2 separate regions of the Homo sapiens genome follow, and region 1 is linked to region 2. Evidence: chromatin contacts called from ENCODE Hi-C data. All regions are on one chromosome and are shown on one strand. Each heading gives the region's core, a stretch centred on a gene start or an enhancer-like site at or near the end of the contact. The rest is flanking DNA. Distances are from core to core; before and after follow the strand shown. Region 1 holds the start of SMPD3 (sphingomyelin phosphodiesterase 3). Region 2 holds the start of FHOD1 (formin homology 2 domain containing 1).

The links. A loop is a pair of places that touch in the nucleus more often than their neighbours do. Pooled maps may share reads with other maps.
Region 1: a loop to region 2 is called in a pooled map, with 11 times the contacts of the local background. The contact joins the promoter of SMPD3 here to the promoter of FHOD1 in region 2. A Hi-C loop is called at or near these places in 5 of 50 pooled maps.

What each region holds. Positions count from the first base shown.
Region 1 is chr16:68,445,608-68,450,495 of GRCh38, reverse strand. It overlaps SMPD3 (sphingomyelin phosphodiesterase 3), which reads left to right and starts at 1,988. Exons shown (of 9, transcript NM_018667.4): 1 at 1,988-2,143. LOC124903705 (a long non-coding RNA gene) reads right to left here and starts at 1,656. Exons shown (of 2, transcript XR_007065097.1): 1 at 1,430-1,656; 2 at 1-1,331. RefSeq lists an enhancer at 1,621-1,670 and a silencer at 1,771-2,290.
Region 2 is chr16:67,244,487-67,249,318 of GRCh38, reverse strand. It overlaps FHOD1 (formin homology 2 domain containing 1), which reads left to right and starts at 1,838. Exons shown (of 22, transcript NM_013241.3): 1 at 1,838-2,109. The coding sequence starts at 1,909. It overlaps SLC9A5 (solute carrier family 9 member A5), which reads right to left and starts at 340. Exons shown (of 16, transcript NM_004594.3): 1 at 118-340. The coding sequence starts at 304. RefSeq lists enhancers at 1-101, 102-603, 3,004-3,663, 4,436-4,485, 4,596-4,645 and silencers at 279-388, 689-778, 799-888, 1,531-1,900, 2,801-2,900.

The DNA of each region.
Region 1 (4,888 bases), core at 739-3,238, 1.2 Mb before region 2:
TTGCACTCCAGGCAACAAGAGCGAAACTCCGTCGAAAAAAAAAAAAAAGAGAGAGAAAGAAAGAAAGAAAAAAGAAAGAGCAGGAATCTTAGGACATCTTTACTTCATAACTGACAGGGCAGAAGATCTTTCTCAGAAAAGGAGTGGGAGGTAGGGCATTTAGGCACAGAAACGAGTAGGGCCAACAGCTAGAAATAGCGGAACATGAAGAACTGATGACATTTCAGGGAGAACTGACAGGAATAATAGGCATGGGTCTATCAATCTCTAGCATCATAGGATTAAAAGGGTACTCAAAGCATTCAGGTAAAATCCCAACCCACTGTACAAATGAAATAAACATTTCTTCAAGGGGGCGGCATGCCTCTAACTGAACACCTCCAGCAATGAGAAATGCCCAACTTTAGGAAATCAGAGTTTTGGAGGTGTATGTGAATGAGGTTCCTTTATTTTCTTTTTTTTAATTTTATTCTTTTTCTCTTTTTTTTTTTTTTTTTTTGAGACAGGGTCTCACTCTGTTGTCCAGGCTGGAGTGTAGTGGTGCAATCTCGACTCACTGCAACCTCCACCTCCCGGGGTTCAAGCGATTCTCCCGCCTCAGCCTCCTGAATAGCTGGGATTACAGGCACGTGCCACCACGCCCAGCTAATTTTTGTATTTTTAGTAGAGACTGGGTTTCACCATTTTGGTCAGACTTGTCTCGAACTCCTGACCTAGTGATCCACCTGCCTCGGCCTCCCAAAGTTCTGGGATTACAGGCGTGAGCCACCACGCCCGGCCCAATTCATTTTCAATTCAACAAATATCTATATTTATATCTCAATAGCTAGTGAGTGCCTACTACGTGCCAGATACTAGACACTGGACTGTAAGTATGAATAATATAGACATGGCCCCTCCCCTGTGGATCTTATAATGAGGAAGACGAGCACATAAACATGCAAGTAGAACAGGGGAAGTAGAGGGTGCTGCTCAAACACAGGGTGGGGCACTCAACAGACAGCCCAGCATCTAGATGTCTTCACAAAACAGGCAATGTCTAGGCTGGGGCTTGCCGACGAGTTAGCTGAGGGCAGGGTGGAGAGGCCCAAGGGAGTAGGAGGCTTCCCAGCTTCCAAAGAAGTTAAGAGTGTTGCAAAAAAGTGGAGTCCAGATCTTGAAGGGGAGAGTGGGCTTAGGTCCGGGGGCATGTGAAGCGCCCTCCGTCTGCTGCGCTGGGGGAGATGCTGCGGTATCCTGGAGTGGTGTGAAGGAGGCCAGGACCTGCGATGGGAAGACGGAGACGGGAAGGCCCTGGTGGCCCAAGGGATGACCAAAAGTGAAGCGCTCCTCTATGACAAGATTGAGACAAAAATAAAGGAATAAAGTTCTGAATGCGGTGGGAGAGTCTCCTCCGTCCTCCCTCACCTTTGCTGGGCAGGAACCAAACCTGCTTGCCCTCGGTTTGCCCCATCACCGACGGGTGTGGTCGGGGGCACAGCTCTTCGCCCTTCTTCTCAGATAGGAAAACTGAGGCCCAGGGTCCTGAGGCAGAAATCAAGGTTTTCTCCTCGAAATGGCCTCCCAAGAGGCTGCCCGGGGTCTCACACGATCCTTCGAGGGTCCTGCGGCCTGCCCCACGCCTCCGCCAGCCATCCTCGGCTGGTCGTCTTTGCTATGGAAACGGTCCTCCCGCCCTGCTCCGCGCCTCCGTGTCTTCAGTGCACTCTGGGAAATGCAGTCCCGCTCTGTTTGCCTACCCGCGGCGTGAGCCCACTCCGCGTCCTTAAAGAACTATAAGTCCCAGAAGGCTGTGCGAAACTCCGCCGGTCTCTGGGGGATGTGGTCTTGAAGGAGAGACCCAGGAACCTGCGGGCGGGGCCGGAGGGAGAGGGGAGGACGCCCCCAATGGGCAGACTCCTGGGCGGGGTCCGGGTCACCATTGGCTCCGGCGGCGCGAGGGAGGCGGGGTCAGAGGAATGAAGCGCGGAGCTGTTCGCCGCTCCAGGTGCTGAGTCTGAGGGAGGCTCCGGACCCGAGAGCCGCGAGAGCCGCCGCCGCTGCGGCCGCCGCCAGATCTGCGGCCGGGAGCCCGGGCTGTGAGGAGCCGGGAGGAGCGGGGTGCGCTGCCGGGCGCTGACCGCCCTCCCGCCCGCCGTCAGAGGTCAGTGCTGCTGAATTCGCTTTTGTTTTCTTGGGGAGCGGGCGAACCGAGGCGTGAGGGGCTGGGGAGTTGACGGGACGTGTTCTCGTTGCTCTCAGGACCGCGGGTCCCGGACAGCCGCCGACTGACTAGGGGCCTCCCGTGGCCGGGCGCCGGAGGTCGGAGCAGCTTGGGTTAGTTTTCGTTTTATCATGGAGAAGGCTCTTGGGTATGAGGGGCGAGGGCTGGGGGTCACCCCCACCCCCCATCTCTCCTGGGAGAGCGAGGAGGCTTGGACCCTCCCTCCCGCTGTGCCTGGCGACGGGGCTGCTCGGATTACTCAGGACGGGAGGATGAGGTGTTGTGGGATGAAGGGACTCGAGGCAGGGGGACCCCTCCCCGCAACACTTCGGCTGCTCGAGGTTACAAAGGAGTCTGGTGGTGATGGATGAGATCGCGGACCGCTCCCCTAGCCCAGACCCTCCCAGGGGTATTCAGGAAGGGCTGCTTGGGATGCAGGGAAGACCCTTGCCCAGGCCCCTTCCTCCACACTCGCCCCCCTCCCTATTCCCCCCTCCTCCCTTGGCCCTAGGGTTTTGTAAAGAGGAGGATCGAGGATGTGGAAGAGACAGAGGACTCTTACCCCTCCCACTTGGACCCTCCTAGGTTACTGGTGAAGGGTGGAATTGGAATGTGGCAGGGAAACGCTGGGAGACCCCTCCCCATCCTTCTCGGAGTCGCGGGTGGAGGAAAGCACTGACACTCGGAATCCCCCGCGCTCGGGCCCGCGCCGAGGGTTGGGTGGCCTGGGTGTGAGAGGTAGTGTAGGGGGATGTACGAGGACAGGAGGGACCCCTCCCCACCTCTCCCCACCTGGGCCTTATCTCCCAGGCCCTCCCTACCTGGATCCAGGCCTGGGGCTCTAAGTCGAGACGACCCGCCCTAGCCCACCACGCCCCGGGGACCGAGCCTCTGGCACCGCAGCTGGGGGCCAATCCCAGATGGGCATGTACAGAGCGGGACGGGGCGGGTCTCCCCTCAAGCACTCAAGAGCTCCAGGTAGACGCTACCCCCAACCTCGTGCCCGCGAATCTTTGGGGGCTGCTCCGCTCCGATGCAGGGCGCACCCCAAACCGAGGCTCGGGGACCTGCTTCCAGGACGCGCGGTGGCTGTTCCAAGGCATGGGGCTTTCGCGCTCGGCCCAGGCATCCTCGAGAGGACAAAGCGGCGGTCGCCGCACTGGCAGGCCTGCGCCGCGGGCTGGGCGGGGGGCGCGGCCGCGGAGGGGGGGCTTCGGGCGCGGCGCGGGCAGCTTCCACGGAAACGTGCCAGGAGCGGGGCGGGAGACAAAGCGCACCGGCTTCTAGCGGGCCCGCGCGAGCCGGGATGGAAAATCCCGAGGGAGGAGGCGGCTGAGCCAGGGCAGGGCACTATGCCCCCACATCTTTCCCTTTTCCCATACCCCCTACCCTAAGGCCAGCCAGGCACCCAGGATTCTGTGCACGCGATGGTGACCAGGGCCCCTTCGGGGGCCGAGAGTGGGGGTGTTCAGGACCTGTGACCACTAGGACAGGGACAGGTGGGGGCTCCACCTTGAGCAAGGGGCCTGGAGTTCACAGGGCGTGAGTGGGCCAGGGTCCAGAGGGACATCCTGACTGGACCCTCCCACGCCCCATCAGCCATGTTAGGTCAAATTTGGTTCTGGGGAGGGGATGTGTTTAAGTGTGTGAGGGTTTGCATGGATGATGGTGTGGGTCAGAGTGTGGGTGTGAATGTGTGTGACTAGATGAATGTACCCATGTGTGTTTCAGTCTTCATGTGTGTGGCACGGCCAGAGCTTGCGCTTCGGGCTGTGTGTGTGTGTGTGTGTGTGTGTGTGTGTGTGTGTAGATGAACCACTTACTCATTTACTGATGGGCTTGGATGTTGTGGGGGTGGGGAGCAGGGTAGTCACATCTTTAACTCTCAAGCCACAGCAATGACCTAGGGTCCGAGTGGATGCCCTCAGGGTGAAGGTAGCTTCAGGTTGCTTTGTGCCTAGCCTGCCTGGCCTGCGAAAGGCCCAGTAAGTGGGGAATTCACAACTATGTGGAGCCTTCTTCAGCCCTTCTGAGGTCTCAGGTCTGACCCTGACATACTCACCAGTGCCCTGCCCTTCCCATTTTATCAGAAGCTTTATCCTACTGTAATAGGCTGCTCCAAAGACCAGAATTCTGCCCCCTCACCACCACCATGTGTTTCCAAGTGAGGCTTGGCAGGGGACTCATCAACAGAGTCACTTATGATGTGGGTGCAGGACTACGTTGCAAGGCAACTTTTGTCACTTTGGCCTCCATGTCTGGAAGGGCATGGCGCTGACGTTGCTGGTCAGTCACAGGCAGTGTCTCAGAAATACTAGGTGTCTCAGAAATACTGTTTCCTCAGAGAGGAAACAAGGGTAACACAGACATACACTACAAGGTGATACCCCTAGAGGATAAGCATGCCCCTCCCAGACCTGCCCTCCCCAATAAGTGACCCTGATTTCACAGCACTTGCATAGCAAAGGTACTGTGCAGCTTTGAGATAATCTTCACAGAGATCTACTTCCCATAGGATGAGAGACCAGATGATGGCCAGGAGAACAACAGAAAGAGCAAGTACTACACAATGTAGCCACCATCTATCTAGCCCAGGCTGCCTGATCCAGTTCCCACAAGTATCCACTCCCAGTGTCCACAGCGACCTCTGCTGGAAAGAGGTTAAACCAGTCACAATTTGGCAAC
Region 2 (4,832 bases), core at 589-3,088:
ACCTAAGTCCCAGCACCGTGCAAGAAGCCAGCCCCAATCTGAGGACCGAGGAGGTGGGGGTGTTGGGGGCGGGTCCGCCGCTGGCGGTCGGCCTGGCGCACGCACACACGCACTCACCGATTTTGGCCAGACTGGCCACCAGGATCCACAGGGCCACCAGGTAGGGCGCCTCCACCTCGTGCCACTGCCAGCGGAAGAGCTCTAAGCCTGGGGGAGGCTCGCCCGGGGACTCTGGCTTCTGGGTGGGCTCTTCGGCCGCCCCCGCCAGGGGCAGCGCGAGCAGGGACAGGGCGGCGCGCAGCATCCTGCCGCCTGCCCAGCCGCCCTCCCGGCACCGCACGGCCGCCGGCCCCGCGTCGCCGCCGCCACCTACCGGGCGCCCCCGCGTCACAGGCACGTGGGGCCCGCTCCCCCCAATCCCGGCTCCGATACCCCCAAGCCAGGTCCAGGCTCCGAGACCCTGCCTCGGACTCTCGTAGTCGGGGACTCTCTCCTCTTTCCTCCCTAAATCAGTCCCAGCTCCGGAAATTCCCCAGTGCAGCTCTCCCCCAAGTTCCACAACCTACTCCTTCGAGTCCGCGCCCCCAAACCTCCCCAAAACCGCCCCCACCAGATCCAGAGCGGTGCGCGGCCACGGCCCCCCTGGGGCAGCCCGCAGCGGGAAGGGCGGGGGTCTGCGGGGGGCGCGGTCAGGACGGGAGGGGCACGGCTCCTCCTCGGCCAGCGCTGCTGTGCGGCGAGCAGCACCCCCCTGGGACCAAGGCGCGGCCGGGTGCAAAACGCAGGGGACCGTGCTTGGCCGCCCTCCGCCCACGTTGCCAAGCCCAGGACCCCCTGCCGGCCCCCACCCGGACCTGAGCTGCGCACGCGCACTGGACGCTCCCCAAAGCAGTGACGGACAACGCTGCCCCCAACGTCCCAGAAACCCTAAGGCCCAGACTGGCCCAGCTCGTGCCAGGCGAAGAGGGAGGCTGTTCTTCATCTCCCAAACCAAGGGGCACCTGGCCCTCCCTTTCAGTCACACTACAGAGAACTGTCTCATCTCTTTGATGAAGCTGACAGGAACCTATGGAAAACCCAGCCTACTGATTCCCTTCAAACTAGGCGAGATGCACCCAACTTTTTCCAAATCTGAGGGGCATTCGGCTCATAGCGCCCCAAACAGAGGAGGACCGTCTCCACTTTTCATTCAGGCTGAGGGGCACCCATCCCACTTTTTCTCCAAAACTGAGGGGAACGTGTTCTATCTGCCCCCTCAAACTGACTCCTCCCAATCTTTTCCCAGAAAACTGAAGGGCATCCTTCCCTCTTCCTCCCACAACTAAAGGGAACTGATCCCACCTCTTCCTTCAAACTGGGTGGAATTTATTCTCACTTCTTGCTCCAAATTGAAGGGACCCCCTCTCACTGCTTTCCCTAAATGAGGAAACCACAGGGACTCACCCCTCAAATGGAAGGAATGAGGGCTATCTTGTCCCTCAACTGAGAGAGACCTGGCCGGCCACTATCTAAAGAAACTTCTGCCCCATCTGCCCTAACACCCCTCAAAGAGAACGCAGCCTCACTATCCCCAGACCAAAGAAAGCCTCCCCGCCTTCTGCGCGTTCTCGAAGGTGGGGCGCGAGCTCGGTTTTTCCCGCCCTCCTAGCCAGTGAACTAACGGGATTCCCATTGGGCCCTGTGAGTGGCTAGCGGCGGCCCCGCCTCCGGCAGTGGTTACCTCCTGGCGCGCACTCGGGGACTAATCTTGGCTCCACCCCCTTCCTCGGCCCCGCCTCCGTCTGGCCCCGCCCCTCCAGCCGCGTCCGGTCCGGCCGGGCCCGAACCGCGGAGCTACAGTGTGCTTTGAGTAGAAGCTGCACTGGGGCCGGGACTCGGAGGCGCGCTGCGTGAGCCGGCCGCAGAGCCATGGCGGGCGGGGAAGACCGCGGGGACGGAGAGCCGGTATCAGTGGTGACCGTGAGGGTGCAGTACCTGGAAGACACCGACCCCTTCGCATGTGCCAACTTTCCGGAGCCGCGCCGGGCCCCCACCTGCAGCCTGGACGGGGCGCTGCCCTTGGGCGCGCAGATACCCGCGGTGCACCGCCTGCTGGGAGCGCCGCTCAAGGTGAGGGAGGCCGGAGAAAGGTTGGGGCGATCGGGGGTTCAGGGTGGGCGCCATGAAAACTGGTGGGAGGTGCTCCGCGGGAAGAGGCTGGAGCGAGTGTTCTTCTCCGGAAAAGTCTTGGGCTGGGGTCCCAGGGTCCACTCTGCCCCGCCTGCGGGGGAGTCCCCTCTCAAGTTGAGGGGAAACTGAAGAGGGGTGCCAGGAACTTGGCTCCGCCATTCTGACTGCCCTTCGAATTAGGCGCACCTGGGGAGGTGCTCGAGTTCCACTCGCCGTCGGTCTGCCAGGGTGGCTTCCCTGGTCAGAGTGACGGTAGCCGCTTGGGCTGTAGCGGACCCTGGAGGCGGAGCTGGGGAGGGACCAGCTTCCACCTGCTTCAGGTGAGGTGGGGGCGGGACCACGAGGAGGGGCGGGCCCGAGGCGGACTACTAGAGGTGGCAGAGGTTTCCTGCGGTGTCAGGAAGCTGGATTGGGGCTTGACCCTGTAGGTCAATGGGAGTATGGGAGTGCCGGCCGAGGAGAGACTTCACGGGGTGAGGGGAGTCCCCGCGAAGCGGTCTGGCCCGGGATCCGCAGAGCGCAGGAGGCTGCACGGGTGTAAAAGCCCTTTGAGTCACCGCTCCCGCCCCCACCCCCGGACACTCGCCGCCCATCGGCCCGCGCCTGAAAGTGAGAGGGAGGGCCGGACTAATTTTAAACAGCCGGCCTGCCCTACTTTGCTGCCGCCCCGAAGCGGACTTGTGCACAGTGCGGAAAGAGGCCCTTTTCCAGATGGCCAGCCTACCTCCTCTCCCCTCCCTCTCGCCGCCGTCAGCCCCCCGCAGGCAGCCCTTTCCGGCGCGCTGTTTCCGGGCCAGGACTCTGGGAGGCGCACTACCACCTCCACAAGCTCCCCACCAGCCCGGCCGCCTCCAGTGCTGGAGAAGAGGAGAGAGAGTCGGGGTGGGTGCCCTCCCCTGCTCCCAGCCTCAGCTGGGCGGCGAGTTGCGTAAACTTGCCCCTTGGGCCTGGGGTCTTCCCTGGAATGTGCCCCGGGCCCCCAGCCCGCATTCCTCGCGCTGCGGCCAGCCCCGCCTCTGAGCGCTGGCGGGAGGGGTGGTGAGACTATTGGCCTGGAGAGTGGCACGTGTCCAGGCCAGAACCCCGGCTTCAAGGCCATGGCTGGAAGGATGCAGGACACTGCTCACCGCCAGTTTTGACTCAGCCCCCGCTTCTCTTGCCCTATTCAGAGGGGCAAATTGAGGTGTGCCTGGAAGAAGCGTGTGCAGCTGGAGGCCACCTCCCATTCAGGATGGGGGCTGGGAAGACAGGAGTGCTGAACTAAGACTGGTTCCCGCTTCCAGGCTCCTAAAGTCCGGATCCTGAAATAAGGGTGGGGCACTAGAGAATATATTGTATTCCTCTCATCCTGCAACTCAAGGATTGGACCTAGCCCTGACACCACCCCCCCGATTTTTTTTTTTTTAAGACGGATTCTGGCTCTGTCTCCCAGGCTGGAGTACAGTGGGGCTATCTTGGCTCACTGCAACCTCCACCTCCCGGGTTCTAGCAATTCTCGTGCCTCAGCCTTCCAAATAGCTGGGATTACAGGTGTGCGCCACCATACTCAGGTAATTTTTGTATTTTTAGTAGGGACAGGGTTTCTCCGTGTTGGCCAGCCTGGTCTCAAACTCCTGACCTCAGGTGATCTGCCTGCCTAAGCCTCCCAAAGTGCTGGGATTAAGGCTTGAGCCACCATGCCCAGCCCCTTGACACACCTCTTCCCAGCTGGGGGCAAGCCTGGGAAGTCAGCTGCAAGAAAGAGGCTCAGAACCACTCCTTCTATCTCCCTCTCATGGGACCCGTGTCCCCACCCAACCCTACCAGGTGCTCTGCCCTGTGTTCCCTGCTCCTTAGCTGAGGACACTACTGAGCTCCGGTGAAGAATATAAGTTCCTCATCCCCAATGCAGTCCTTCCTGGTCTCCCCGATTTCATGTTCTCCCACCTGGAGTACCTGAGGACTGCCTTCCCTCCCCCACAGGGATATGGAGGTGGCACACTAGGTTACCACAATGCCAGAAGCCAGGATTCCCTGGGGCTAGCAACTCTGCCAGGAATGGTCAGATGCACTGTGATGTGCTCAACCCAAATATAAACTATGACCACAGCCCCAGAATAGAAGGCTGGAGGAAGAGGGGCTGAGAATAGGGCAGAGACAGGGACATCAGAGAGCTGAGCAAGGGGGAGCAGGGCCCCTCCTTGCAGGAAATGTCAACAGCTGGTTCCTCCCGTAGTCCTATAAGTGGGTGCCCCAGAGTCACAGACATGACTCAGGCCTGTCTTGCTGGCCCTCTAGAGGGAAGAGGTGGCCCAGAAACCAGGGCATCCCTGTCCCAAGCTGTAGGGCAGAAATAAGAGGAAGGGGTTCTTTACTCATTGCTTCGTCCTATGTACAGTTGTCCAGCAGAGGACAGGACACAGCCAAGTGGCCTCTGTCCTCCTCTGGGTACTGGCCCCGGGTACTGGCCCTGATCATCCCAGCAGATGACCCCCCTCCCTGGGGATGTACAGAGGCCAGCCTGCTTTCTCCCTGGGACTCCACCCACACACCCCATTGGGCCGAGCCTAGCCCCTAGAGTTCCCCTGGGGGCTTCCTTTTTAAAGAGCTTTCAGATCTCAGAAAGCCTTGCTCATTTCCTCCTAGACTAGGAGGAAGCTCCTGGCCACAGCCTCTGACTCATC